Linked DNA regions of Mus musculus: region 2 is linked to region 1. The links are chromatin loops, found by intact Hi-C in ENCODE. Cell type or tissue: gastrocnemius. All regions are shown on one strand. Each heading gives the region's core, and the rest is flanking DNA. Links, peaks and the distances in the headings are about the cores only.

Region 1 (15,063 bases), core at 3,394-11,393:
CTGGCCCGAGGCCAGCTCTGAGCCCTGCCCATGGGCTGTGCTGGGTTTGCAGGAATGTGACCACTCCCAGACAGACTCGCTGGAGGATGAGGAGATTGAGACCTTCTACAGGATGCTGACCCAGCGGGCAGAGATCGACCGTGCCTTTGCAGAGGCCGCAGGTTCTGCGGAGACCCTGTCGGTGGAGAAGCTAGTGACGTTCCTGCAGCATCAGCAGCGGGAGGAGGAGGCGGGGCCAGCCTTGGCCCTCTCTCTCATTGAGCGCTACGAGCCCAGTGAGACTGGTGAGGGCCCAACAGTCACAGAGCCAATGGCTGGGAGACTGATGGAACAGCAGACAGACAGACAGACAGTCGTGCTTCAGGGAGCCAGCCCCAGGGTTGCTGACCAGTGTGTGGCTATCCTGTGTAAGCAGGCAGATAGGAGAAAGAGATCAGTATCTACCCTGTCTGGGCCTCATCTTCCTCCTGTCCCTTCCTCAATGGGCATTGAGCATTCCTGCCCCGAGACATAGAAAGAAGTGCTGACAAAGCCAAGGTTATTTCTACTTCCTTCTTCGTTAGACACAGCGTCGATCCAGCTTTGACACATGACAGAGAGAAGAAGAGGCCTGCTCAACACTTCCAGCCTGCTTAGTTTAGTGAGACCCAGTCTCAAAGTACAGAGAAAGGATGACTTGGGGACATGGCTCAGTGGTAGAGTGCTTGTGTAAGACCCCGCGATCAGTCCTCAGGACCACGCACTCTAGGGACACAGAGGAGGTGACACCCCACCTTTGGGGATTTTAGACTAGGAGGAAGGAAAAGAGACAGGGCCTCAGCACACTGTAACCAGAGTCTCACCGGGAGATCAGGACTTCTGCTCCTCAGAGCTGCAGAGGACTGGGCGGGCAGGCAGAGTGGAGAAAAAACTTCTCTTTCCACAGTGGTGGGCAACTTGCTCTGACTCAAAATGGTGGCTTCTCCCATCCTAGCCAAAGCCCAGCGGCAGATGACCAAGGATGGCTTCCTCATGTACCTGCTGTCTGCTGACGGTAACGCCTTCAGCCTGGCGCACCGCCGTGTCTACCAGGACATGAACCAGCCGCTCAGCCACTACTTAGTGTCTTCTTCCCACAACACCTACCTACTGGAGGACCAGCTCACAGGGCCCAGCAGCACGGAGGCCTACATCCGGTGCGGCCCAGGGAACTGTTAGGGGCAGGTCGCGGTGGGACCCGGGATGGAACCTGGAGGGTCTTAGCCTAGTTGTCACCTTTTCTCTGCAGGGCTCTGTGCAAAGGCTGCCGGTGTCTGGAGCTGGACTGCTGGGACGGCCCCAACCAGGAACCCATCATCTACCATGGCTACACTTTTACCTCTAAGATACTTTTCTGCGACGTGCTCAGGGCCATCCGGGACTACGCCTTCAAGGTTGGCCATGCCCGTGGGAGTGAGGAGAGGACACAAGGGGTGGACCGTCCCTTTTAACTCATCTTGGGGCTTCTAGGCATCCCCCTACCCAGTTATCCTGTCCCTGGAGAACCACTGCAGCCTGGAGCAACAACGAGTCATGGCTCATCACCTGAGGGCCATCCTGGGGCCCATGCTGTTGGACCAGCCGCTGGATGGGGTTACCACGAGCCTGCCTTCGCCTGAGGTAGGGAGTGGTACCCTTAAGGTGAGGAAGTGAACCTGGCTTGTAGGCCTATGTGGGTCTTGACCAGTCTGTCCGTACATCCCCAGCAACTGAAGGAAAAGATTCTGTTGAAAGGGAAGAAACTGGGCGGGCTGCTACCTGCTGGAGGGGAAAACGGGCCTGAAGCCACCGATGTGTCTGACGAAGATGAGGCTGCTGAAATGGAAGATGAGGCCGTGCGCAGCCAAGTGCAACACAAGCCCAAGGTTCTAGGGGAAGCTGTGGGGGTGGGGCGACCCCGGGCCCCTCCCACCCCGTTACCCACGGGACTTGCCTTGCCTTGGTTTTTCTGTGGCTGCCATTCAGATCCTCTGCCCCCTCTCTCCGTGTCTCTCTCTCTCTCTCTCTCTCTTTCTCTCTCGCTCCCTCGTCTGGGTTTCTGGTGCTCAGTGCCCACCTTGTCCTACCCTACCTATGGCTCTAACCTGGGCCTCCCCGCGGCCCCCAGGAGGATAAGCTAAAGCTGGTGCCGGAGCTCTCCGACATGGTCATTTACTGCAAGAGTGTCCACTTTGGTGGCTTCTCCAGTCCTAGCACCTCTGGGCAGGCATTCTATGAGATGGCTTCCTTCTCCGAGAGCCGTGCCCTGCGGCTGCTGCAAGAATCAGGTGAGCCCCTGTCCCTGCAGACACACGATCCTGGCCATCTGGACTGGTTGAGGCTGGGCCTGCCCTACGTACGGCCCTGCAGGGTCCCAAGTTGGCATTCCCAGCGTTGTGTCCAGACAGAGCTGGTGGGGTGGGTATGTCCTTAGCCCACCCTGGCCTTCTCTGATGACTTGACTCCATCTGTTCTCAGGAAATAGTTTTGTCCGCCATAACGTGGGCCATCTGAGCAGGATCTACCCAGCTGGGTGGAGGACAGATTCCTCCAACTACAGTCCCGTGGAGATGTGGAATGGAGGCTGCCAGATTGGTACGAACCAGCTGGGGTTGGAGGGAGGTTAGAGAAAGCACTTGGCCTTGATGTCCACAGCTGTGAAGGTCACAGGATGCGAGGTCTGGGGGGGCCTGAGAAGGTTTGGATGCGGGCCAAATTACCCAGCCAGCAAGTCTGTGTCTGGTGTGAACTCCAGCCCTTTGAGTTTCCTTTTGGGGAATGAGGTCACACCTGTCACTCCAGCACTTTCCGGGGGAGGGGGGGGAGTGGGTGGGTCAGGAGTTCAGGGTTATCCTTAGCTACTTAGTGAGTTCAAGGCCAGCCTGGGCTACATGAGACCCTGTCTCAAACCCCCCAGAAAGAGATTGGGGAGATGACTCAGTCAGCAAAATGTCTGCCATAGAAGCAGGAGGTCCTGCTTGGGACCCCGGCCCACATGAAAGCACAGGGTTGATGACAGGCAATCTGTAATCAGCACTACTGAGGCAGAGAGAAGCTGAGCTCCACTCACTGGCCAGCCAGCCAGCCCAGAGGATTCAATAGGAGCCCTGTCGCAAAAAAGATGCCAGGCCTTTGGCCTCCGCAAGTATATGCAAATATGCATGTGCACACACTCTCGTGACACACCTATATTATACACAACACCACACACACACACACAAAGAATGTGGTCAGTGTGGTGGGTCAGCTAGGATGCTGGAAGGCAGGAGACACTGGACCATTGGATCCTGCTCTAACTCACATGGGAACCCAGATGCTAGTGCACTCTGAGTAGGAGGCTAGGCTCTAGGACTCTGGGGCCAACCCACAGTTGATGACTGCTCTGTTCCACCTGTAGTGGCTCTGAACTTCCAAACCCCTGGGCCAGAAATGGATGTTTACCTTGGCTGCTTCCAGGACAATGGAGGTTGTGGGTATGTGCTGAAACCGGCCTTCCTGAGAGACCCTGACACCACCTTCAACTCACGGGCCCTGACTCAGGGGCCCTGGTGGGCCCCGAAGAAGCTCCGAGTCTGGGTATGGCCTGATACAGGGGGCATGGCAGCCTGTGGAAGTCCCTTCCTGCTCATTGATGTCCTTGAACGCTCATTGTCTCCGCCTTTCCTCAGATCATCTCTGGACAGCAGCTGCCGAAGGTCAATAAGAATAAGAATTCTATCGTGGACCCCAAGGTGATAGTGGAGATCCACGGTGTGGGCCAGGATGTGGCCAGCCGTCAGACAGCAGTTATTACCAATAATGGTATAGTATGCATTGGGCCTGGGTTAGGTGCGCTGGTGCTGTTGACTTTGCTGCTCATACGGTTTTTGCCTTTCTAGGTTTCAACCCACGGTGGGACACGGAGTTTGAGTTTGTGGTAGCAGTGCCTGACCTTGCCCTTGTACGTTTCATGGTAGAGGATTATGACTCCTCCTCTAAGAACGACTTTATCGGCCAGAGTACTATCCCCTGGAACAGCCTCAAGCAGGGTGAGTGTTGGAGGGGAGGAGTCTTCAAGGAGCAGTGGGCGGAGCCTGCCAGGGGCAGTGGGCGGGGCCTGGCTTCTCTTAACCCACAGCTCACTCATCCTCTCCCAAGTGACCAGAACTGTCCTTTCCCACTAGGGTACCGCCATGTCCACCTCTTGTCTAAGAATGGAGACCTGCATCCATCAGCCACTCTCTTTGTGAAGATCTCCATCCAGGACTAAGCCTGGGGGACTGACGCAGTCCGCCCTGAGTGGGCGGAGCTGTGTCCACACCTGTCTGGCAATGTTGCACCTCTGGCGCGGAGCTTGAGGCCACTGAACTGCCTTCAGCTCTAACACATCGCCTGAGCTTCTACTTCTCTGGGGGTCCAGGAGCAGTCCAGTCCCCGGAGTGGTCTAAAATTCCGTTAGGAACAACACTGCATCTCTCTCCCTACCCCTAGTTGACTTTAGGTTGTGAGTTTTTATATAAAAAAAAATAATAATCACAAGATAAATCCTTCTAGTCTCTTTACAAAGACACCAGGGAGTCCCTCAAGATCTACATGCATACCTCTTCTGACCGGAAGCAAGCAGTCAGAAGGAATCCTTTCCACGGAAGACGGTGTCCCAGAGTGCCACAGGGCCCTGCCACTGAGGAGGGGACTCTACCAGATGGTGGGGCTCGAAGGCACACAGGCACACGTGCCACACCCGATGCCAGCCACTGGCTTTTATTAGGAAGTGGGAGTTACCCCAGGAGGAATTTCAGGGTATGTGGCACAGGGTTCCCCACATCAGAAGAAGCCCAGCTTCTTTTTCGCTTGCTGCTGCTTCCACTTGGCCATGCTGTAGAACTCCTCCTTGGATTTCCCGAAGATGTCTTGGAAATCAGAGTCTGAGAGATAGAACTAGGGGTGGGAGGGTAAGAGTGGGTGGAGAGGGATGGGGGTGGGAGGGTACAGTGGGCAGGGAGAAATGGGGGTGGGAGGGATAGGGGTGAGAGGGTGGGAGTGGGCGGGCAGGGATGGGGGTGGAAGGGTAAGAGTGGGCGGGGAGGGATGGGGATAGGAGGGTGGGAGTGGGCGGGGAAGGATGGGAGTTCCTGGAGCCCAGATTCCTGTCCCATCCCGGAGGTGTCATTCATTCAAAACTTCTCCGGTCTGCTCAGAGTGCATTATGGGACAGGATCCTGTGGGATTCCCCAGTGCAGTTAGGTCTAGTACCCACCTCCTTACGGGCTGGGTCCACACCCGGTGGCAGGTCCTCCAGTGCCTGGTGCATCAGCCTTTCCCGGGGCAGGCTCCCATTGACCATTGAGTCACTGCAGCTGCTGGTGTGGTTCATGCTGGGGTTTGCGCCATCCACCCTGAGGTCCAGCCCCAGCTCATTCTCTGGACTGTCCTGGGAACCCTTGAAGGCCTGCAGTGCCGGGTGACCTGCCTTGTTATCACTCAGCCGTGGAGTTAGCTGGAAGTTATGGACTTCCTGTCCAGAGAGAAGCCTCAGGGTCCAGGAGAGAGAGGACAGGCACCCACCCAGACCACATTGAACCCACAGGCCTCTTGGCATTGTCTGAACTCCTCGATCTGGGAGTCTGGGCCCTCGCTCCTACGCCTCACACCTGTATCTTGTTCCCTTCGGTCTGAACGCAAACCCCCTGTGGGGCTGCCAGGGAAACTGTCCAACACTTACTGCTGTCATCTCAGAGATTGCAGATCCCGGTCCCAGGCTGTTCCCCACCATCTCCTCGTAGGACTGGCTGTTCTGGGGTCAAGAGTTGGACTATTATCAGGACTGGGGTAAAGGAAGGAGCTCCCCTGAAACCCAGGAAGGAGCCTAAAGCCCAAGATCAGGTTCCCCTCCCCCTGACTCACAGGAGGTCCTTGCCCAAGGAGAGGCCTCTTCCAGTGTCACTGCCACCCCCACCCCCACATACACACCAGATTAAGCAGAGGTGGGGCATCACGTCTCACCATCCACTTGTAAGGGTCCCAGGTGACAAACCACCCGGTAAAGGTGGCTGGCTCATGGCCTTGCTTGACCACAAAGATGGGTGTGGCCAGGCTCCTCTCTGCTGGGTGAGTCCTCAGGTACTCAAGGCCCCAGGCCACTGCTTCTTTCTTCCATTCACCTGCAGCTTCCCCAAGCCACAGGAAGATCTGGGCCACAGAGGAGGCCTGGGCTTGGACAGGTGGAGGGACTGCTTGTGACAGCCACCTCCTCCCAACTCAGATGGCTTCAGAAGCCCGCATGCATATGCATGGCCAAGAACCCAACACGTTACGGTGTCCGTACACCCATGAACACTTGAGGTCACAGGCATGCATGCATGCCTGCATGTATCTAATCTATAAATAGGTATGAATCACTAGGGTGGGCTTGGTACTAAAGACTCAACGGTAGAAAGAACACAGGCTTCAGTCCCTAAGCCAGGTATTGTGGCACATGTCTTTAATGACAGATGGCACGGGCAAAGTGGAGGCAGGAGAGTCAGTTCAAGGCAATCCTTGGCTACAGAGAGAGTTTGAGGTTAGCCTGCACAGTGTGATTCTCTGCCTCAAAAAGGGGTGGGGGCTACTATTCAGTTCAAGTGCTTGCTTAGCAAAGCCCTAGACCCCAAGTACCACGTAAACAGGAGGGGGTGGGCTAGGTCTGTATTCCCAGCACTTGGGAGATGGACTCAGATCAGAAGTTCAGGGTTACATAGTTAGTTTGAGGCCATTCTGGGCTAAGGGGGTGGAGTCAGGGGAGATGATTGGTCAGAGAGGGGCTGACTGGGCAATGTGGTGGGCTGTGCAGTGGGGGAGAGGGGGTGGAGTCTGGGCTTGGGTTTCCTCTGAGATGTCCTCAGGGCTCAACCTTATCCCAACAGAGACAGTAGCATACACAGTCACACACGACCACGCACACACTCACATACACACGCACACGCTACCACACACAATGACATGCGCACGGTATCGCAGCTGCAGAGACACTTTGCCCGTTGCCATAGAGCCAGATAGCTGACCACAGCCAGTTACTGTCATCTAATGTGTGCACATAGACACGTCACATCTTGTTACCTGTCACGTAACAATTTCTGGCTGGTCGTGTATACCATCTCATGGGCTCACAGAATTCTACAGACTCACAAATGCAGTTGCTCTGTCACACCAACAACCAACCCCATGTTCCCCCTTTTCCTCTCACACAGACACGTGCACACACAGTTACAACTGGTGTGGCCAGTTCTTGTTCGTACTGGACTATACTGGACTGCACAACTGCTTGCATGGTCTGGTTACCCACAGCCGTAGCTACCCAAATGTGCAGGTTCAAAGAGTCCCCTGTGCTACCCAGTCAGACCCTCCACATCCTGCGGTGCCGTGTAGCTAGGCAGAGCCTCAGTCACACACAGCATCATGGGGCACACAGCATTACACACAACACGCACGGTCACAACCACATACAACCTGACTCTATTACACCCGGACTCTGAGTCCACGGCAACAATCAGTCACAGGCTAGACTCTCCTTCACGCCCAACCACACTGATGCACACCCTGAGTTCCCAGCCCAGCCAAACAGGAGTGGCCACTTTACCTCCTGACAGGTGTCTAGTAACATGATGTCATACTTGTCCAAGTCCTCTTGGCCAAAGAACAGCACTTCCGTGAGGACCAGGCAGCCTGCGTGACTGGAGCACTCGAACAGTCGGGGCTGGATGCTCCACACCTCCTCGGGAAGCCTGTCCGGAGGAGGGGCTGTGAGGGGGCACAGTCTGGACCACACTGGCCCTTGGCATGGGTGCTCTCCCTACCTCAGGGAAAGCAGCTCTTTGGGACAGGAGCCCTGGGCCTTCCTCTGCCCTCCACCTACCTCAACTTCCTTTAGGAGTACCTGCTCCAGGGCAGGGTCCCTTTCCTTCAATGGTGACCGAAAACCTGTCAGCTGCTGAATGAAGTCATCAGGGTTGGCACTGGGGAAGGGGACTCCTGGCCTAGTGTGGATCATTGAACGGAGGCCCTGCCTTCCCTAGAATGGGAGTCCCCTAAACTTAGTTAAGTCAGGAAGTGGCCTCAGGTCCAGGGTGGAAGGAGGGGACCGAGGCTGGGAGCTAATGAGACTTGGGTGGGCGGCAGGGCCCAGGGCTCCTTCCTTCCTTGAATTTTTACTCTGTTCTTACCTCCTATGCATGCCTTGACTGGTTAGGGATCACCTTTAGTGGCAATGCAGGGAGTGGATTCTGCCAGCAGAGGGCACCATTTCTCCCTGTTAGCCCTGACACTGCCCCCCTTAACGTTACCCCAGGGCTGGAAACAGCAAGGTAGGCTTGACTCGAATGGCCCCTGCAGGAGGAGGACTAAGAGTCCCGCAGATTTAGTCCAGATCTCTGTGTGACCTTCCACTGGGAACGTCCTTAGGAAACCTGGCCAGAGGAGGGCTCACCTTCCAGCCTCAATTCTTCCTCAGAATAAACATATTCTCCCCTGATTCTGTTACCTCTTGTTACTGGGATAGGGGGCCCGGCCTCCGAGGGCTTCCCAGAAGTAGAGAGGCTCCTGACCCTCCAGCACTGTCTCCTTGTTATTCCCTGGGAAGACACTGACCACCGTCCGCGCCATCTCACGTTGGTCCCCATGACAGCCCTGGCAAGCAGAAGCTGGGTCAAGCTCTACAGACCTTCACCTCCAGTCCTATCCACTGGGTCCTCTGGGGAGCTGCACCTGAGCAGAGGGAGGCACCTCTGGGGACCTCCCTTTCAGTCCCCCAACTGTAACCCTATAGCCCTATCTGGGTTCAGAACATGGTTGAGAGAATCTAGGCTTGGAGTCATCTGTGGTTTATGCTAAACATAAGAAAACAAACCAACATCAACAACAACAACAACAACAACAAAACAATCAAGCAAACTAGACGAGGTCTCCTTTTCCCAGAGATGCTTGGGTAAGTCCCCAAGCAGGAAGGGAGGCAGCCAGAGCCAGGCTATCCTACCCTGAGGAACCCCAGTCCCCTTGTGACTATGTAACTTCCCCAGATCTATCAGGGTCTTGGGCCACTCCACACCACCCACAGCATCGTCTCCACTGGACCATCTCTGTGGACTAAGTCTGCAACTGTGCGGAGGGGAACCCATCTCTGGCCTAGCACCACCTTCCCAGGGGGAAGTCACTGGTACCTTCCCAAACCAGAGATAGCAAACATGACTTGTGATCAGAAAGAAGACGTCACCAGAAGTGAGGGAGGAGGCACGGGCCGGCACCTCCATAGTTCTGGTGTTGTGGCTCTCGGTCCCTTGCACGTGGAAAAGCCTGGTGTCGGATACTGGTGGTCTTTCCCCTTTGTTGCCTGCATTCCCCTAGAAGAAGGCAAAGCCTCAGGTTGAGTCAAAGGCTCCTGGGGTCCCCTCCCTGTTCTGGTGGTGAACAAACTAGCACTGTCCCCTGGCCCTTTGAGTGTGGACTGTTGCCGTCCTCTATGTGCAGGACAGTGAAAGAGACCCCTTCAAATTAGACTTGTCTCCCATCTCAGAGGGCCCAGAGCACGGTTCTGCCACCATGATATACAGCCTCATCTAGGCATGGACTCAACACAGCCAGGGACGACAGCAGCCCTGAGGAGAACCTAAACTGAACCCTTCCTCCCGTTGAGTGGCTTGTGTCAAATAGTTATTTTGATTATGAATGTGTGCATGTCTGCACGTGTGTGCATGTGTATGTGTGTGTGTGTGTGTGTGTGTGTGTGTGTGTGTGTGCATGCGTGTGCGTGCTCATGGACCACAGGACATCAGATGTCATCCTCTGGAATGCTGTCCACCTCCTTGGAGAAAAGGTCTCTCACTGGCCCGCAGCTCACCAATTAGGCTAGACTGGCCATCGAGCTCCAAGAATCCATGGAGCTCAGATCACAGCACCCACCCTCACACGCAGCATCTTACGAAGGTGCTGAGATCACACTCAAGCTTTCGAGGCAAGCCCTCTACCAAGTGAGCCCCTCTCCAGCCTGTGACGAAGGGATGAAAGGTCTGACATGGGCTCTACCTGGAAGACCACCAGCCGCCCCTGGAAGATGGCTAGGAAGTGGGGAGGCTCACTGCCCATGGTCACATGCCCCTGCGCCAGTGCACCCTGGTGCATGAGGTCCAACTCTTCAGCACTGCAGTTCAGGGCCTTGGTGTCTTCTACAGTGCTTTGGTGGCCCTGCAACAGGGAAGGGGACAATGATGGTTTTTGGGTTTTTGTTGTGCCCAGGGTTTTCCTATCTCCTCCACTTCCTCCTCTTCCCCTCCTCCTCCCCCTTCTCTTCCTCCTCCTCCTCTTCTTCCTCCCCCTCCCCCTCCTCCTTCCCTTTCTCCTTCTCATCTTCCTTCCCTTCCTCCTTCTCTTGCTCCATCTCATCCCCCTCTCCCTCCCCCCTCCTCCTCCACTCTCTAGCTCTTGGGCTGGAAGGCAGGTGGGCATACCTGCCATAGGTACAGGAGGTACTGGACACAGCCCAGTTTCTGGTATGTGTAGAGGACAAGGTAGCAGTTTCCTGAGCACAACTGGCCATAGTACTTGGGATGTACAGGCTGTCTTTGTAAGTCCTGGATGTACCACACCTGAGGAGCAAGGGACCCGTGAGCATAGATGAACCTTACCTGCAGCAGCCTGTCCACCTACATCTAAGCCAGAAAGCATTCATTGGCTCATCTGTGCCAGCAAGCAGCTTGTCCAGGTCTGTGCCTTCTGTGCTTCATACCGGACCTTTGAGTGACCCTTTCTCCCACAGACCTCACCAACCTCATGCTGGCCTGCTCTCAGCCCAGACATGCATGCTGTCCCTGGGAGAATCAGGAGGAGGGCGAGAGGCTATAAGATGGATCCAGTTGCTGGTCCGTGGCCATCTCGGTCTAGACCCCACTAGCTGTATCCCTGGTTAGGGGCAGACAGCACCCTCTTCTCATTCAGAGGCTCTCTGCTCAGCCCAGGAGACAGAAGTAGGGTTGAAAGGGAGGCTGTGGCACTCTGGAGGGAAATTTTCTTTTTTCTTTAGAAAGTCATCAACAAAATTCACAAATAAAACGAAAAACCCCTAAACAAACAAAATCCAAGGCTGGGGGTGTGGCCCGGGTGGTGGAATGCTGGTGCAGTGTGACAATGTCCTGGGTTAATCCCCAGCACCTCCCAGACCTGGGATTCCACCTGTGGAAGGAGGAGAGGAGAGGCAGGCGGGATCAGCAGTTCAAGGCCGGCCTTGACTGTGCAGTGAGTTTGAGGCCAGCTTAGGGTATATGAGACCTGTCTAATAAAGCCAACATGCTGAAAATGGTGTCGCCTGCTCACATTTGTCCGAGTGATGTCTTGTTACTGTGGGAGCCACACCTCAGCCTTAGAACCAGACAGAGCTGGTAGAAGCTGGGCGTCTGTGCATGTTGGTGTGTGACCCAGTTCTTCCCTCCTGTAAGCTAGAGGGTCACAGCACCAACCCCTCTGTACTTCAGTGGGGCTGGAAACAGTACTTCCTGTCCTTCACCAGCACTTACTGAGTGCCTCACCAGGAACTTCCTCTCTCTCTGCCTTGCCTCCCCTCCCCCTTCCCTCCTCCATCTTTTCCCATCCACCCCTGCTCACCGTCCACATAAGGACAAATGTAGGCAGAGCTTCTACTTTCTCTGACCTCTGCTTACCTAGAGAAATTACAGCTCCCAGCACCCCCCACATTCCCAGGCACACAGCAGTCTTGTTTCCGCCGTCTTATAGCATCCCCACATTAGCTTGGGGATGAGATTGGACCATAATTCCAGCTCTATGTTATGGATTTAAAAGCAGGCTTGAGAGAACGAAAGGATCTGCCTTATATGTCAGTGTGTGCTCCTATACTGCACGATGTTTGCAAGTCAGCCTCAGCCCCTTCAGCTTCTAGAACACTGATCTGGGGCCAGAGGAGGGGTTTGTGACTGTGTGTTAGGGGCTAGGAGTGCTTAAGGCTGTGATTTGTATGATTGTGTGCACCTGTGTTGGCCACAGGGCATGGTCCATTGTCCGGGTGTTGTCAAATTGCATGTCTCTGAGTGAGTGATTTGTATGACTTGGTGTGACTGTTGGAGAGAGAGCAGGCATGTTTCTATTTCCCTGAGTATATGCCTGGTTGTGTGTGGATGGGTATGTACAAGTGCCTGGGTCATTTCGGTCTGTTGAGACAGTGTCTCATGTAGTTCAGACTGGCCTCGAACTCTCGATAGTCCCTCCCACAGAGTGTTGGGTTTACCGGCATGGCCGCCCCTCCCCCTCCCCCGTCCACCCCCAGTCATCGGTTCTCCAGGCAGAGTCTATCCTTGTGTGCACACACCATCACCCGCAAGCCAGTGCCCTCACCTCCACCTTCCCAGAGCCGTCGTCCACCATTCTGAGCTGGGCCGCGAGCTCAGGCTGGGTGTGAAGCTTGCCTACCTCCAGGTTTCCCTGCACCAGTTTACCTGCATGTGGAGCGGAGAGTCAGTGATGTTCTTCAGGACCACCCGGCCGAATCACTCCTCACCCATCTCACAGGGTCCCGGACACACCCTCTTCCTTCTCATCCTTAGGGGACACACCTCGCTAGTCCTGGTTCCGGTCCCTCTTGCCTCTCGCTCCTTCTAAGTCCCGCCCATTCACCAGGCTCCACCCCCGCGCCCGTGCCCCTCCTCTTGCTCACTCTTCTCTGGGTGTTTTTTCCTATCTAGCTCCTTCGACCAAGACCAGAAGAGCTGTTGGAAAGCTGTGGACTCCGCGCCGTCGTTCACCACCTCCACATTGGTGTAGTTCGGGTAACCCTTGGCCTGGATGAAGCCCTGGGACACAGCTCTGTCAGGCCTGAGGCTCAAAGGCCCTTGGCTGTGCTCCATCCCCAGAGACACCCCCAACCGTGGCCACAAGGATGCCCAAGCTCTGAACTGAGTTAATTAACCAAACTTGTGACCCATTTAACAAGCTGGCTCCTGCACTGTCTGACTCTCCCGAGGCCCCTGAGGGAAGACAGGGACTCCTCAATCCAAGCCTGGTGAAGGGCTGGCCATGACAAACCCTACAGTCTCACAAACTTCCTCTACCCCCACCCCCAAGGCTCTCAGGCTCTCAGGCCTCAAGGCAAGGCTAGTCCTGCACACATGGCGCTTTCTGTGTTAGATATCTTCCCTCCCGATCGAGGTTTCCAGGGCAGACACACTCACTTTCTGACCCCAAGACAAGGGTCCCTCTTCTTGGAGACCCCAGGATAAAGATGTTCCAAGGGAGAGCCATTTTATCCCTTAGACCCACCTCCCTATGCCTCCTGCAGGCTATCCTATGCCAGCTCTAACCACAGGCTGCCTCCCTGAAGGGTCCCAGGACCTCACCACAGCCCTGCTGAGGGCAGCCTTCTTCTCCTGGGGGCTGGACTTTCGTCCCTGCCACATGTAGATCTTGAAGCCACCCTGGTCCAGGAGATAGCAACCCTAGGAAAAAGGTTGTGAGTCTGGTTGGCAGGGGCTGGGGCCAGGAGGTAGGGATGGGTAGGGTACTGGGCTAGGCTTTCCTTACGTCCTCTTGCAGGAGGTCCTGGGTCAGTGGGCGGGTCGCCAGTTCCTGGACCACCAGGTCTGTCCCCTTCTCACAGACACTGGGGGGGACATGTATCCAGATGTGGACGGCTAGTCTCTCCTTGGCCTGGTGCCATCCCAGTGCCCCTGACCTCCTCTAGTCTCCTGGAGACTTAGGTAGTGGGGTTTAGGTGGCTCTTCACAGGGCCTCAGTCTCCCCATCTCTGCTATGGGTTTTTCTCATCAATGCTACCACATGCCATGCAAGAGTGCATATCATGCAGGCCCAACACTGCACATGACCTACCCCAGAGACCCACAGGCTTTTACTGGAAGCTTTTGTAGAGGACCTGTTATTTCAGTAAGGACAGACACATAGCTGTGACCCTCACTCTCCCTGTGCCCTCCCTCCCCCAGTTCTGCTCACTGGTAGAGGCGGACATTGGCCTTTTGTAGCTGGCTAACACTGTTGCTGGGTACAGAGGGACACAGGCTGCCTGATCTGCAGCCCAGCACAGCCTCCATGATGCGCAGAAGGTTGGTGGCTTCATTCTCCGCATCTACCACAGCAATTTGGGCACGGCCACCTCGCTCCCTGTCTCTGAGGTTGCAAGTCAGGGTCAGAGCCTGCAGGAGAGGAGCTGGCAGTTAAGACTTCCTGGGAGTGGCACCTGGTTCCACACAGCCCAGGTCCTTCCTGTCACTGCTTGGTGCCCATAGGCACAGGGGGAGGGACAGGAGAGCTGGTGTCATGCCATTCTAGTGCCTCCCAGGGACATCACCAGTGGGGCATCTGAACCTAGCCTGTATCTAGTAGACGCCCTTTGGGTGGAAACAGAGAGCCCAGCTCCCTCTCTTGGTGGCCAGATGATGAACACTTAGAGGTTATCTCTCCCCAAGCCCTGTACTCCCAGTCCCTGAGGCAGACACTGACCCGTGCTTTCTCAGAAATGCTGGCTTTGGGTCCATTCCACTGGATCATCACCTTGCCCAGGTCCAACAGGAAGATGTCCCCCTTGTTAAAGCTGTTCCAGGACAAGGCCACCTTCCAGAGACAGGAGAGAGAGGTGGAAGGGAAAGGTGTCAGACCATCAGCACCGTGGGAAGGGGGAGGGAACAGGGCAGGGGGAGGGAGTAAGGGAGGGGGAGGGAAGGGGACAAAGGATGGGGAGGGGAGAGAGAGAGAGCAAGGCAGGGCATGTCATTTGTATGCATGAGTCTGTGTGCAGCTGTGTGTTTGTGTGTGTGCACATGTGCATGTGTATAACCACACATGACCTTCCATGTGGTTATCCAGAAGTGGGTAATTGTTTATCTCTGTATGAACGTGCAGATCTACCCGTATAGTACACATCACGTCTGATAACAGCCTATGCACGTGGTGACTGTGTGTAAGTGTGGTGACCGTGTGCAAACCAGCATACGAACAGTTGTTGAAGCAAACACATCTGGACGACATCCTAAAAAATCTCAATGGCAAAAGAGAAAAACCCCAAACAGTCTAAATGTCCATGTCCGTGCACTGTGGGAATGATGG
Region 2 (15,063 bases), core at 3,107-11,106, 470 kb after region 1:
ACCAGCGCCAGCAGCAGCGCGCGGAGCCCTCCGGCGCCGGTCCGCGCCGCAGCCGGGCCGCCCATCCCCAGCCGGCCGCCGCCCTGCGCCCTGCCCCGCGATCGGGGCTCCCGGGACACGCCGCTGCCCGGGGCGGGAGCCGTACGCTCCGAGTCTAAGCCCGGGACGCGGCGATGGGCTACAGCGAGAGCCGGAGCAAGGCCAGGGACGGCCGCCAGCGCCCCGCGTCCTCTCGATGCCCGCCGAGAGGTCTGCGCTCTCGGAAGGAGCGGGTCCCGGGCCCGGGCGGCACTGGACTGCGGAGAGGCGCGCCCGCGGGGTGGGCGGCCCGGGCGGCCCGGGCGGGACGGGTCCGCAGCGCCCCCTGCTGGACGCGGTCTCAGGCGCACCCCCGGGTCCAGGTTCTGGACCTCGGTGAACTGCATCCTCTCAATGTCCTAGGCTCTGCTGTGTCCAAGCTGGCTGGGTCTCTCTCCTTTTGTCTTACACTGAAAGTCTCTCTCTCACACACAAAGACCCAAAGCTACCCGAGCCAAGGATGGGTAAATATTCTGGCCCTGCCCATCTGGAAGCTCTTCTTCAGAGGCAACCGCTCAAGACCGCCAGTCAGTTGCTGTAAGAATTAGTCATGTGGAAGAGAGCAGAGCGTTCTTCCATACTCCCTGACCTGGCCAGCGCTTTCCAACTTGGCAGACATACAATACAGCCAGGTGTGCTCCCCTGTATGTGGGAGATTATGGTGAAGTATACGTTGCATAAAGTTTACGTCATAACCTCATTTTGGTTATGTGATCATCAATAGCTCATCTTGCAAATTAAATTATACATAAATTTAACAAGCACGCCCAGCCCAGTCCAGCCCCCGGCAAGTTTCATTTATCCCTGACTCTATGAAGTTGACTATTCCAAGTTTAATGTTATTGTTGAACTAACTCTTTACTCTGGTAAAATCACAACCCCCTCCCCATCCCTTCCCACCCTCTCCACTTCCAAAGTCTCATTCATACTAAACACACACGACGCCTTTATCTTTTTCTTTCTAATCAGGCTTATCCTTACAACAACAGTCAAAGCCTAGGGTAGGCAAGGTGGGGTGGGGGGGGGGTGCACATTCCAGAGTTATCCACTCGCCAGCAGTCTAAACACGGGGATCTTTACAGGTGAAGAGCCTCTTCCAGCTGTCATCAGAAGGGCTGTGACAAAGGAAGCCAGATCACCGCTAGCTTGGGAGCTGGAGGGAAGGGTCCATGAGGTAAAGAAGCCAGGCAGCTTCAAAAACTGGGGACAGAGAAATGTCTTCTCCTCTACCCCTTCCAGGAACGCAGGCCAGCGAGACCCATGACCTGTCCAGCATTGTTAGATGATCAATGTTGCTGTCTTAAACCACTGCAGTCAGGTAATTTGCATAGCTCGGATGCACTACTGCTGTCTTACTTGTGGTCAGTATTGCTGCAATGAAACACCATGTCCAAAAGCAAGTTTCAGAGGAAGGGGTTGATTCAGCTTGTACTGTTCATCATGGAAGGGAGTCAGGACAGGAACTCAAAACAGGGCAGGAATCTGGAGGCAGGAGCTGGTGCAGGGGCCATGGAGGGGTGCTGCTTACTGGCTTGTTCCCCATGGTTTGCTCAGCCTGCTTTCTTGTAGAACCCAGGACTATCACAGTTAGGAATGGCACAACCCACACTGGGCTGGGCCCTCCCTCATCAATCACCAATTAAGATCTTGTGGAGGGAAGCATTTTCACAAGCAATGCTCCCTCCTCTCAAATGACCTTAGTTTGTGCCATGTTGATACAAAACTACACAGCATAAGTGCTATATCCACCTGTCTTAGTTTACTTCCTGGGCTGTAAAGCAACACTCTGATCCAGAGCAACTTGGGGCAGGAAAGGAAGTATCCCAGCTCACAGGTTAGTCTCACAGGAGAGAGACGGGGCAGGAAGCCATTACAGGTTAGTCTCACGGGAGAGAGACGGGGCAGGAAAGGAAGTATCCCAGCTCACAGGTTAGTCTCACGGGAGAGAGATGGGGCAGGAAGCCATGCCAGAGCTGAGGGAGAAATCATGAAAGAACTATGCTCTTCACGCTGGCTTGCTCCTCACCCCCCCCCCCCGCCATGCACGGCTAGCTTTATATATGGCATAGGTCACCTGCTCAGGAACTGGTGTCACTCACAGTCGGAGCCCTCATTCACCAGCTAACAACCATGCCCACAGACAAATCTGATGAAGACAATTAGTTGAGATTCCCCCCCCCAGGTGATTTTATGTTGTATAAAACTGATCTTAATGCTTATTAATATGGTACCTTAAGTTATATGTTAAAGTGTGTGTGTGTGTGTGTGTGTGTGTGTGTGTGTGTGTGTGTGTTCCTCAGTGAAAGAGCTATAGATTTTTAGTGAATTCTTAAGAGGTAAGGTAGACTTTAAAAGGTTAGGAACTGGGAGCTGGAGACCATGCTCAGAGGTTAAAGCCTTTGCCACTCTTGCAGAGGACCTGAGTTCGACTCTCAGCGCCTACATATTGGTTCACAACCATCTGTGACTTCAGCCCCAGAAGATCCTATGTCCTCTTCTGGCCTTCCCAGGCACTAGATGCATGCTGTGCCCATACACATATGCAGGCAAACAATGATACACTTAAAATAAAAATAAGTGAATCTTTAAAAGAGTTTCAGGTCTGTTGGTCTAAAACACACCAATTACAGTCTTTAAACTAAACATCAAAGTTATACTGGTTTAAAAAACACACACACACACAAACTGTTGTATTGGCCTTTCATTTCAGGGGTTTCTAAACATGGCCATACATCAGAATCCAGGGATTAAAAAAACAGATTTGGGTCTAGAGACACTGGCTCAACCACTAAGAGTGTGTGGTGCTCTTGTCGGGGACCCAGGTTCAATTCCAAACCCACAGTGTCCCATAACCATTGGTAACTCCAGTTCCAGGGAACTACCTAAAAGTAAAATAAATAAAACTATAAATTCACAAGCAGTGAGCTGGGTTGGGTTCACTAAGGGGTAAGGCCCAGCAATCGTTTGTTAAGCATCAGGAGATTACGAAGCCCTGCCCCTGGGAAAGAGACCCCCAATCTGTATTGTGGTTCTGGTCATGTGACATTATGGCAGGAAAGCCATAGACTCTGAGATAAAACACATGGAGTTACTTTCCAGGTCTGACCAGTTGTCCTGTCGTAAGTCAGCGCGAAGATGATGCTAACAAACTGGCAAGCCTTTGAAACACACCGATGAACTGTTGGCAGCATTTTAGAAATTGTAAGGTAGGATGGTGATTAGTTATTCGTGTTATCGGACAGCAGCAGCCAGCAGTGAGCTCGGTTTCCTGCCTGTCGGAACAAGCTTTTCTGTCTAACGACAGCGATGGTGTGATGGTGCGTCTGTGACTCTCAGAGGGAGAAGCATTGACTGTCACTCTCGGTTCTGAGTGCAAAGCCCATCACAGCAGGGGAGGGAGGTAGGAGGGTGGGCATGGCTTGCGTCCTCAGAAGCACACAGCTGGGACACACAGCAGGGATGGGCTATAACACCTCTCAGCTGGCTTTCCTTTCCCCCTTTTAGTTTATTACTCTTGAATCCCAGCCTATAGGATGGTACTGGCCACATTCACCCCAGCCAAACCTCCCTGGACGCAGACATGTCTATCGGTAGGTCTCCTTGGTGACTCCAATGAGACCCATCCAGTTGAGGATGTAGATGAGAAACACAGGGGAAGCATTCTTTTCAAACCTTCCCACATGGGAGACAGATTGACTTCTTGGCGCTATGCCTTTTTAGAAACTGCACCTTTTGTCCAAGAAGACAACTCAGTGTTCCTCTCCCTTTGCACCCATAGATTAAGGCCGTTCTCATCTTAAAAGCTTCCTTTTGCAATAGATGGTGGTTAATAGAGACTCACAAGTCAGAGCTCAGAGAACAAGAGACTGTGCGGTGCTCAGCCCTAAATGGAATACCTATTCCCCACTTCCTTTCTCCCCAGGGCTCAGGAATCATCACGGAACGAAGGGTGGAAAGACTGTGAGAGCCGGAAGCAGTGGAGGGCTGCTGTAAAGCCCTGTTTTCTGGACATAACAGTTCACACGCGCTTCTGGTGGCTGTGACTCCATGCACAGGCCCTGGGCAAGATCAAACACAGGCCCAGCACTGATGGGGGTGGGGCTTACAGTCCCCACCCCTAGCTGATGGAGGAGGGGCTTACAATCTCCACCCCTAGCTGAGGAGCTATTGGCAGCAGCTGGCCACTGGAGGAGGGAGTTCATTTTCTTCAGACTGGTGACCCTGGATAGGATGCCCAGGCTCTAGCAGTTGTCCCTATACACAGAGGAGGAGCATATAGTGAACTTAGTGGCTTTATAGAGAAGCATACAAATTTGAGAGGGAAGAGCCGTGTGTGTGTGTGTGTGTGTGTGTGTGTGTGTGTGTGTGCGCGTGGGGTGGGAGCTGCCAGCCTGTTCACTGTTAACTGAAGAGCTGTGTGTGGTCCTTGTGTTTCTGTGTTGGGATTAATCCAGGATCTTTGCACACCTAAGCACATATTCATCTGTGAGCCGCATCCCATTCAATCTTGTTATCGTCTCTGTCTTTACTAGTACTGACAAAGCCTTGCTACATAACCCAGATGACCCTGAACTCTCACGACTCCTTCTGCCCCGCCCCGGACGCTGTGACTTCACATTTGGCCGCCATGTCCAGCTCCTCACCACACTCTGGTTGCTTCCTTTAGGTTTGTGGTTAATATGGCTTTGATCACATAGGTATGTGGACGTTGCAGCCCCTGTTTGCTCTCTCTCCGTGTAGCTTATTTCCATAAGTTTTGTAAGCTTTGGTTGCAAATTCATGTTCCTTGGAATTTTATCTTTGTTTGGAATATATTTTTCCATAGACAAATTGTGCTTTTTTCTGGGACTGGCCTGGGCACTTCTGATCTACCTGTGCTGTGGCCTAATGTCTGGTTTATATAGGGACTGATAGGTAGATGACAGATAAGTGATAGATGATCATAGGTAGATAGATGATAGATAATAGGTAGGTGGATGAATAGGTAAGGAGGTAGATGAGCTAGTAGATAGTATAGTGATAGATAGATAGATAGATGATAAATAGATATAGATGATAGATAGTACACAGACATAGATGATAGAGAGATAGATAATAGACAGTAGACATATATAGTGATAGATAGAAGACAGATAACAGATATAGATGATAGATAGATGACGGATAGATGGATAAACAGATATAGATGATAGGTGATTGATTGAGAGATTGATAGTAGACAGATATAGTGATAGATGATAGGTAGTAGACAGATATAATGCTAGATAGATGATAGATAGTAGACATATATAATGATAGATAGATTACAGATAACAGATATAGATGATGGGTAGATAGATAACAGATAGATGATAAATGATAGATACATAGATATAGATGATAAGTAGGTAGATGAGAATGACCCCATGATTAGGTAGGCAGATATAAGTGACAAATGGATAGATGACAGAATAGATATAGATGATAGATAGATAGATAGATAGATAGATAGATAGATAGATGACAGAGAATAGATATAGATGATATGTAGATAGACGATAGGTAGATATCACACAACAGAGACTGGTTTGTGCACCTGAAGGCTGCCTTTCCTTTTTTTTTTAACTTACATTCTACCACGAGTCACAACCCAAACAGGAAAGACTTAGTCATGGTGTTTATCACAGCAATAGAAAACAAACCAGAACAGCTTTGGATGTTCTTTCAATGGAGCAGGCTATCCCAGTTCACTTCCTAAGGAGTTGGTCTTGATCTGGGGCCCTTAGTCCGATGGTCTCCCAGACTCTGCATTCCCAGGCAAGTGTGAGGTAGATCCAGACACGCCCATGGCTGGGGCTGACTCTGTCACTCATTTGTCCCCTGTGTGAGAAATTTTCATTATTTTTAGCCTCTGAATATTATCTTCTTACCAGCCAAGCTATCTCTTGCTCAGTTTTATATTTAATTCAACAATTTGAGGTGTTTTGTAGGAAGAAAGAACTCTAGATATCTGGATATTTACTAAGCTAAAAATACCAAAAAAGGAAACCACTAATTTTTTTTCTTCTTTTTAATTGGATATTTTACTTGTTTACATTTCAAATGTTATCCCCTTTCCCATTTTCCCCTCTGAAAACCCCCTATCCCAACCCCCCATCCTGCTTCTATGAGGGTGCTCACCCACCCACCTACCCACTCCTTCCTCATCACCCTAGCATTCCTCTACACTAGGCCATCAAGCCTTCACAGGACCAAGGGCCTTCCCTCCCATTGATGCCAGGTAAGGCCCCTTCAGCTCTTTCAGTCCTTCCCCTAACTCCTCCATTGGGGTCCTTGGACTCGGTCCAATGGTTGGCTGCGAGCATTCACATTTGTATTGGTCAGGATCTGGCAGAGCCTCTGAGGAGACAGCTATATCAAGCTCCTGTCAGCAAGCACTTCTTGGCATCAGCAATAGTGTCTGGGTTTGGTGTCTGCATGTGGGATGGATCCCGGGGGGGGGGGGGGGGGGCAGTCTCTGGATGGTCTTCCCTTCAGTCTCTGTTCTACTCTTTGTCCCTGTATTTCCTTTAATCAGGAGCAATTCTGAGTTAAAATTTTGCAGATTGGTGGGTGGCCCCATCTGTCAACCAGGGGGCCATGCCTAACCTCTAGATGTGGTCTCAACAGGTTTTCCCTCCTCTTTATGGGGTATTTCAGCTAATGCCATCCCCATGGGGTCCTGGGAGGCTCTTGCTTTCCAGGCATCTGGGACTTTCTGGTAGCTACCCCCAGTTCCCCATTCCCCATTGCTACACACCTCTGTTCAATTTCCTGGCCCTCTGTACATCTCCACCATCTCCTCCTATACCTGATTCTGCCCCTCTTTTTCCCCTCTCCCTTCACTCTTCCTCCCAAGTCCCTCCCTCCCTCTACTTCCCTTGATTATCTTGTTCCCCCTTCTAAGTAGGACTGAAGCATCCACTCTTTGGTCTTCCTTCCTCTTGAGCTTCATGGGAACTACTATATTTTATGTCATTGAACAATGTAATCACGTTTGAACCCCATTGTTTATGAGGAAGTTCGCATAAGTCTCCAATTCTGTTTGCATGTCTGTATGTTTGTGTGCATGCTTATAAATGTGCTATGTACAGGTGGAGGGCATCTGGGGGGGGGGAACAGAGGACAACCTTTCATGGCACCCCCCAGGCACTGAGCATCTTCTTTTTTGAGGGTCTCTCACTGGCCTGGAACTGTCTAAACAGCCTGGGCTAATGAGTCTCAGACCAGTCTCCATCTCTCCAGTTCTAGAATTGCAAGTGCTGGGTTTTGTCATTTGTTTTATGTGGGTCCTGGATGTGGAACTCAGGCCCTTGTGTTTGCAAAGGTGAGCACTTTACTGAGCCATCTCCCTGACTCTCATTTCAAATCCTCAAAGAGTAGCCAGAGTAAATGTGGGAGTCTGGGATGGGAAGGGCAGATCAGAGTTATCTTCATAAGCACCTCAGACCTCCCTAAAAGAACCTCTTCAGAGTTCGGGTTCATCCACACGAGTCGGCTCATCCTGTGGATCCATCCTGTCCTGCTCATGGGGCACAGAAATCCCAAACCCAGACAGGTTTTCTTCGGCGTTCGTCAAAGACCTTGACAATTAGATCATGCAGACACACACTGCAATCCATAGCGTAGCCACTTGCTATTGGGGTCAGCACTTTCAGTAAGTGTATTATCCAAGGATAGCACACCATCTGCAAGCAGACACCTGTAGCATACACAAGTGAAACGTGAATTCCTTGATCTGATCCCAGGCAGGTCTGTTAACTAAATTGCATCTATAAGCACACAGCACATAAAAAGGAAGCTGGGCTTTTACTATGTTTGCTGTATGTGGTGGTTTGAAGGGGATGTCCTCTGTAGCTTCGGGCATTTGAGACCCTGACGGTGGCACTGTTTGGATGATGTGGTCTTGATAGAGGGCATATGTCACTTGGGCAGGCTTTGAAGCAGCGTTTCAGGTTCTCTCTCTCTCTCTCTCTCTCTCTCTCTCTCTCTCTCTCTCTCTCTCTCTCTCTCCTTGATTTAGTTCGAGATAGGAACCCTCAGCTTCCTGCTCTTACCACTAAGTTTCTGTTCCACCATCATGGAACATTATCCCTCTGGGACCATAAGTCCAAATAAATCCTTTCTTCCTATAAGTTGCCTTGGTAATAGTGTTTTATTACAGTGATAGAAAAGTAGGACCCAATGGTGGCAATTATAGTCGAGACTGTCTGTCTATCTATCCTTTGCATTGTCCAAATTGTCTTCAGATAGTCTACCGTGATTGTAGAAAATGGCTGAAGCCACTGGACCAAATGGAAGCCTTTCATGAAGAGAAAGCAAGCCCTGGCATGGTGGTGTACACCTGCAATCCCAGCTGCTCAGGAGACTGAGGCAGGAGGATTACTGTAAGTGTGAGGCCATCCTCTATGTAGGGAATTCCAGGCCCGTCAAGGCTACATGCTAAAACTCTGTCACAAGATGACCGGTGAACAGAATGATGAAGGATGGAGGGAAGCGTTGGGCTCGTTGCACATGGAGCATCTGTGCTCCACCTGAGAGGAAAACTTGGACCTGGATGGGCAGCAGGCACAGGTAGATCTAAGAACAGCCACAATTACCAGTGTCTTGGCCAGAGTCCTGGAGTCTATGGATGGGCTAACTTTGCAAGGAGAGCTGAGGAAGAGACCAGCCAACACCATGTGGAAGAAGGAAAATGGTCAGAATCCAGATGGCACCTCAGGGTATTTCCAGAAGAAGAAGAAAAAGAAAAGAAAAATGTCTCCCAGGTCACTCACGGGGCCATACCTCCCCTCTGAGTGACTGCTCGGTGACTAAATGCACTTGTGAAGGAAGCCAAGCCTTCAAACATCACCTGACCTAATTTTATTTTTTATTCACAGGACAAATGAAACTCCCTCATGCTTTTGAAGTGTGATAAGTTCAGGAGGGTAAACCCAGCGTCGCCAAATCTTCCACTTGAATAGCAGTAAATGCTTTCCCACTGAGGGATTCAAAAGCCGAAGTCCAACTATTGGGTGTAACTTTTCCAACCGCTTTCCAGGCTCAATATCTTTTTCTAGAGAGCCACATCTAGTGAATCTGCTCTTGGTAACTAATACCGGTCTTAGAATAGATTCACACACCTTCTTAGATGATAGGGTTAAAAGGCAATCCTCATTGTCTTTTAAATAATAAAAGCATATGACTTATCATAAAAGTCGTGTGTGTGCGTGCACACGCGCTTACTTTACAATACTGTGAAAATGTACAAATGGTTTACTTTTCCACTTAGAAGGAAGTACTCACTACCTATGTAAGAAATTCTGCCCTTTGCTATAAAATAGGTTGTGTTGCACGATTTTGCTCAGCCACAGGCTAATGCACGCGCTTTGGGGTGTCTAAGGCGGGAGAGGAGGGGCGCTAATCTTCAGATACCAAATACGTCAAAGGCACCTTCCTTCCACTGAAGGAGTTTTCAACTTCCAAAGAGCCGCCGGTTTGTAATCGCATTGCATCTTGTAGAATGTGTAGCTTTCCAGACGATTGACCATGGTGAGTAAGCATGATCCTGGTGGCCTGGCAGGCATATTTGCCAGCTCCGGCTGGCATCACAAGACGCCACACAGTGCCCGGCTTAAACAACAGAAGTTGAAACTTTCACCTCTGAGATTGAGGTGCCAACAGGACTTGCCAATGGCTGCCTGCTACCTTCTGGTATGGTCCTCTTTGTGATCTTTCCTTTGAGTTGCATGGGACAAAGGACAGGAGGGGAGGGACAGACTGCCTACTGGTTGGGCAGATCCAGAGTGTGAAAAACCATGAGTTCAACCCCCAGCACCACAAGGAAAAAAAAAAAGAGGAGAGGCCACCGGAGTGTGTGAGGGCATCTCTTCTCACAAAGGCACTAGCCCTGCTAGGTCAGGGCCCCGCCTACAAGGCTTTAGTCACTTTCTTACTACAGGTGTGATAGTGTTGGTATGTGACCTTGAGTAGATAAGCCCTGCAAGAATCAGTCTCTTTGTTTGTGAACAAGGCATCGTGCTCATTAGGAAAGCACGCCACAGAGCGGTGTCTGGAAAGCCACTGGTAAGTACGAGTCTCATGACAGACGTGTTTCTATAGCTGTCTGAGCCAGGTGACACAGAAGCTGAAGAGACTATTTCAATGCTCTGCGTTGTGGGACTCCCTCTGTAGAAGGCTTGATGCAGATATTGACTGAGAGACTTAAGACCTGAAGCAAAGTCCCAATTATTACTGACTAGGCCCAGGACTCGCTGCTATACCTTACTTAAGCCTTGTAGAAAGATGGTGTCTTCAGCTCCTCTGTTATGAAGGTTTTAACAGAATAGATGCCCAAACCAGTCTCCCAGGAGAGCAGCTGAGCACAGAGGGCTGTAGTTCTAGTTTAGTTTCTGTTGCTGTGGTCAATGCCATGACCAAGAACAACGTGGGGAGGAAGGATATACTTGTTCTACAGGTTACAGCCCATCGCCAGAGGAAGCCAAGGCGACAGGAGCTGAAGCAGAGGTCACAGAGAAATGTTGTTTATCAGCTTCCTCAGCTGCCTTTGTTTCTACCCAGAGGCAGCATTGCCTCCAGTGGTCTGGACCCTCCTATATCAAGCAGACTATGTAGAAAATGTCCCCATGATCCTGCTCAGAGGCCAGTCAGATGGAGGCAGTTCCTCAGTTGAGGTTCTCTCTTCCAAGGTGTGTGGACCTGACAGGTGAAGCTAACAATAACAGAAGGTGCATCATGAAAGACATTGTGGGGCCGGGAGCCGTCTGGGAGGGCGGTAAAGTGATTGCTGTTAAACCATGACTAAGCTCAGATCCCCAGATCCACACAAAGCTGGGTATGGTAGTGCATACCTGAAACCCCAGTGATGGGGAGGCAGAGACAGGGGGGACCCTTGAGATTTGCTGGGCAGTCAGTTTAGTCAACTGGTACATTTCAGGTTCAGTGAGAGACCCTATTTCAAAAACTGAGGAGAAGAGCGATAAGGGAAGGCAGCTGATGCTGGCACCTCTGGTCTCTAAAGGCATGTGTGTGCAAACTCTTACACGTGCATACATACAAACACACACACACACACACAAATATTTAAAGCATGAACAACTGACACTGTGACTACTTGTCCAAGCTGCAGAACAATTTGACCTCATGTTGCCACGAGTTTCCCAACGAATGGCCAACCCGAGGCTGACGGACAAGGCCCACGCACTCCTCCTTCCCAGCATTATCTTATCTAAGTGACTTTCCTGACAGGGACATGGTGAGATTATTTTTAAAATAAGCTTTTCTTGGAGTTAATTAAGAATTAAAAACATCTTTTGGAAAGTACCTAGACAGCCCAATTGTGCTTGTTTTTCTGTCTGTATCTGAGTATCAGGTCCCCCCACCTTGTGACAAGTCACTAGGCTCCGGCACATGGCTGTACTCTGCTTCCTGAGCCAGTTAAGAGAGGCAAGCATCAAAGTTGCAAACCAGACAGGAATATAGTTCAGTGGCATAGTGTTTGCTTGGCATGTATAAGGCCCTAGGTTTTGTACTAGAAACACACACATACACAGTTGCACACTAGCCTATGGCATGTGTATTTTGCACACAAGGACTTTCAACAGCTGAGAGGCTCTTCCTGTCCGCACTCTCCTTGTCTCCAGCTTCCGTTCATCTTGTAGGAATGAGCATCAGTCACAGCCTCTCCTCCTACAAGTCTTGGGAAATGAGACAAGACATAGTTTTAAGCCATCGTCATGTGGGAAAACTGGAAAGGAGCTTCTGGGAGAAATAACGCCCTTAAGATGCCCTGGAATATGGAAGGCGGTAGAATCTCGCTTTAAAGGAATCCCTGTACTGAAGCTCGCACAGGAGGGACTCTTGCACAGAAGGGGAACATCGGAGGGGTGTCAGGACACTGGGAACTGAGGTGGGGAGGAGCCACGTTCAGATCGCTGTGTGCAGGACTAGGCCCTGTGCACCATGGTGATTCCCCTCCTGAGGAACATGATGAAGCCACGAAAAACTAACTCCATGGAAAAGAGCTCTTATCCGATACACGGCTCACTCCTGAAGAAACAGAGCTAGTAGACTGAGCCGATCTGAATAGCACGCTCAGAAAGACACAAAGTCACCACATGCCAACATGATGTGTGGTCCTCATCTTAGAGACTGAACAATTAGTAATGGGGGCGGTCAATAGACGGGCTCAGTGAGCAGTGGAATGAACTGCCAAGTCACTGTATGACAGTATCAAGACAAACGTGTCTGCCACTCTTTTTACTGTGACAAGACCAATGGCAAGTCCAAGCACACGAGGGTTTGTTTTGGCCCACAGTTTGAGAGTGTAGCCCATCAAGGCAGGGGCAGTGTGAAGGCAAGAGCTGGTCACATGGCCCACAGTTTGAGAGTGTAGCCCATCAAGGCAGGGGCAGTGTGAAGGCAAGAGCTGGTCACATGGCCCACAGTTTGAGAGTGTAGCCCATCAAGGCAGGGGCAGTGTGAAGGCAAGAGCTGGTCACATGGCCCACAGTTTGAGAGTGTAGCCCATCAAGGCAGGGGCAGTGTGAAGGCAAGAGCTGGTCACATGGCCCACAGTTTGAGAGTGTAGCCCATCAAGGCAGGGGCAGTGTGAAGGCAAGAGCTGGTCACATGGCCCACAGTTTGAGAGTGTAGCCCATCAAGGCAGGGGCATTGTGAAGGCAAGAGCTGGTCTCATGGTCACATCCAGCCCCCGTCAGGAAGCAAAGAGAGCCAGACCAATGTGCCCTGCTCACTTCCTCCCAATTCTGTCAGGGACCCATGGGATAGTGCCACCCACTTTAGGATGGGTCTTCCAACCTCAATCTAGAAACTCCCTCAAAGGCATTTAGGACTTTCTCCTGGACAGTTCTAGATCCTGTGACAATATTAGCCGTCACACCAAAGAGAGCTCCCAGGATGGTAACTCAGGTTTTTAAAGTATGCAACAGAATTCCTGAAATGTAGAGTACTAACAGCAATCTGCCAGAATCAAAAGCTTTTACTCTTTAGACAGAATGAAAATATAAACCAGACGCAGAGGAAATCTTAGCAAAACATTTTATAACAAAAGGCTTCCTTCCAGAGTCTGGGGGGACCCCCAGACTCAACAACTATTGAAGTAACTCATGGGATGTTAGATTTGGCTATGAAGCGTCCTCTCTCATCTCACAGAAAAGGCTATGGCTCAGCCGCTGAAGGACCAGTCACGGGTAACATTCTGATGGCTCTATTACACGGTGGGATTGATGGGAGCCAAGGCAGCGTGTGTGCAGGCAGGTCAGAGAAAGACTTTGTGGAGTCAGACCTCTCCTTCCACCTTGCTGAGTACAGAGATCCAACTCAGGTTGCCAGTATTAAGCGGTAAGTGCCTCTACCCCTCGGAGCCAGCTCGCTGGCCCCAGGTTATACTCAGTTTATTACATGGAAGTTGCACCTTGATGTGGCTGTTATTGCAACGGTGTGCTGTGCGCATGCGTACGACCTCGCCCATCTGCCCACTTGCTCATCTGCCGTCTCAGTTTGCAGAACCTTGGTGTACACAATGTGACAAAGCAGAGCCTGAGCCAGGCTCTACCCCATGCTTGCAGAGCGCGCCTCATTAACTGACGTGGCCTTTCAGAGCCAAGGGCTTTGGTTCTGGTTTTGTCTTTAAAAGTGAGCTGGGTCAGGATTAAATGGCAAATACCTGCAGCAGAATGCAGTGGGTTCTTATAAAGCGCAGTCCACCACCCTTGTAGAAATGAAAGCATCCATACTTCCGGTCTCCCCAGTGGTGCCGCCTGCCTTTTTATCTGAGGAAGCCAGCCTTCAGTCATCCTAAGTCCAGAGGTGGAGAGGCAAAGCTGTTGAAATGCTGACAGGCCTGCGGTCCCATGTGCTCTGCATTAGCCTGCCTGCCTCTGTTTGTTTTTCTTTGTGTTAGACGCTTCCAGTTCTCGTGTGAAAGGTTCAGACACATAATAACCTCTTCGGCACTCCACTCTAGGCCCCTTCTGCAAGGCTTGACTCTTGTTGGCTTCTGACTCTTGTTGGCATTGTCTTCCTAGGAAGGGCACTGGGGACCTTTGCTGGAAGTGTTAGTGTGTAAGCTTGATGCACATGAAAGGTGAGAGCTGGGAGGGATCTAGCAGCATGGAGTGGGCGGGCTCAGCGGCAGAGTGGGCGGGCTCAGCAGCAGAGTGGGCGGGCCCAGCGGCACTCCCCCACGTGGTTCTGTGAAAAGTGTCTGACTCCTGAGGCTGCAGAGGTCTGGGCAATGCCATCAGGACCTCTCCCTTAGGACCTGGGTATTGGATATTAAAGTTAAGAATAAAATCACACTAAAGTGGAGGTGTAGGCCTTTTTAAAAGGGGGCTAGAGAGAGGGGGCCAGCAGTTAGAGCAGGTACTGTGCTATAAAGGACCAGAATTTGGATCCCAGAACCCACTTGGGCAGCTCACAAATGCCTGTAGCTTCAGCTCCAAGGTATTCAATACTTGCTTCCAGCCTCCAAGGGTACCCACATTTACCACACCACACACACGCACACGCATGCAGTTGCATACACACGCATGAGCATGCATACACACACATTGCACACACAAGTTGAATTATAACCACTGAAAGTCACATGACTAAAAAAATCATTGCATCGTCGTATTAACAGCATTGGTTACACAGAGTGGCAGCTGCACACCAGCCTCGCTAAGCAATGTTCTGTTTAAACCTTACAGGAAGCTTGTAGGTCAAGGACATACAAGAAAGTCCACCTCTAAGTAACTTACGGTGTTAAAGAATCATATCGGTTCTAACAGCTGAGAGTCCAGGTTTAACTCTAGTGTCCAGTGAATTCTGCTTGGATGCCCCTGGATGCCCCCTCCTCCTCTCTGCTTTCTCGTGGCTTCTCTTAGGGTTGCTGGCGTTCAGTGCAGAAATTCCGCACTTTCCTATGACTACAAAATCTCTGCAGCTATGCCGGAGCTC

Evidence for each region. Hi-C counts contacts between places; a loop is a spot of excess contacts. Peaks named below come from ENCODE experiments on the same cell type or tissue, not always from the same donor. Only the 100,000 strongest peaks of a DNase experiment are listed, where the experiment ranks them.
Region 2: a loop joins it to region 1, with 2.5 times the contacts of the local background. A loop is called at or near these places in 5 of 42 quality-filtered maps.

What each region holds. Positions count from the first base shown.
Region 1 is chr9:119,060,985-119,076,047 of GRCm38, reverse strand. It overlaps Vill (villin-like), which reads right to left. Exons shown (of 20, transcript NM_001164567.1): 6 at 14,461-14,571; 7 at 13,954-14,153; 8 at 13,528-13,606; 9 at 13,344-13,442; 10 at 12,665-12,800; 11 at 12,346-12,446; 12 at 10,452-10,589; 13 at 10,030-10,188; 14 at 9,168-9,347; 15 at 8,492-8,637; 16 at 7,592-7,736; 17 at 5,980-6,165; 18 at 5,699-5,770; 19 at 5,234-5,491; 1 more. The coding sequence ends at 4,801. It overlaps Plcd1 (phospholipase C, delta 1), which reads left to right. Exons shown (of 15, transcript NM_019676.3): 5 at 53-284; 6 at 974-1,175; 7 at 1,268-1,412; 8 at 1,489-1,638; 9 at 1,725-1,883; 10 at 2,126-2,285; 11 at 2,476-2,592; 12 at 3,395-3,573; 13 at 3,666-3,798; 14 at 3,876-4,025; 15 at 4,161-4,521. The coding sequence ends at 4,246. It overlaps Gm51697 (a long non-coding RNA gene), which reads right to left and starts at 977. Exons shown (of 2, transcript XR_003948272.1): 1 at 843-977; 2 at 1-403. In gastrocnemius, for the core only: a CTCF peak has its summit at 8,241 (motif pointing right); DNase peaks (open chromatin) are centred at 5,668, 7,809 and 8,241.
Region 2 is chr9:118,591,930-118,606,992 of GRCm38, reverse strand. Itga9 (integrin alpha 9) reads right to left here and starts at 284. Exons shown (of 28, transcript NM_133721.2): 1 at 1-284. The coding sequence starts at 65. In gastrocnemius, for the core only: no CTCF peak of the experiment used is centred there; DNase peaks (open chromatin) are centred at 6,398 and 9,670.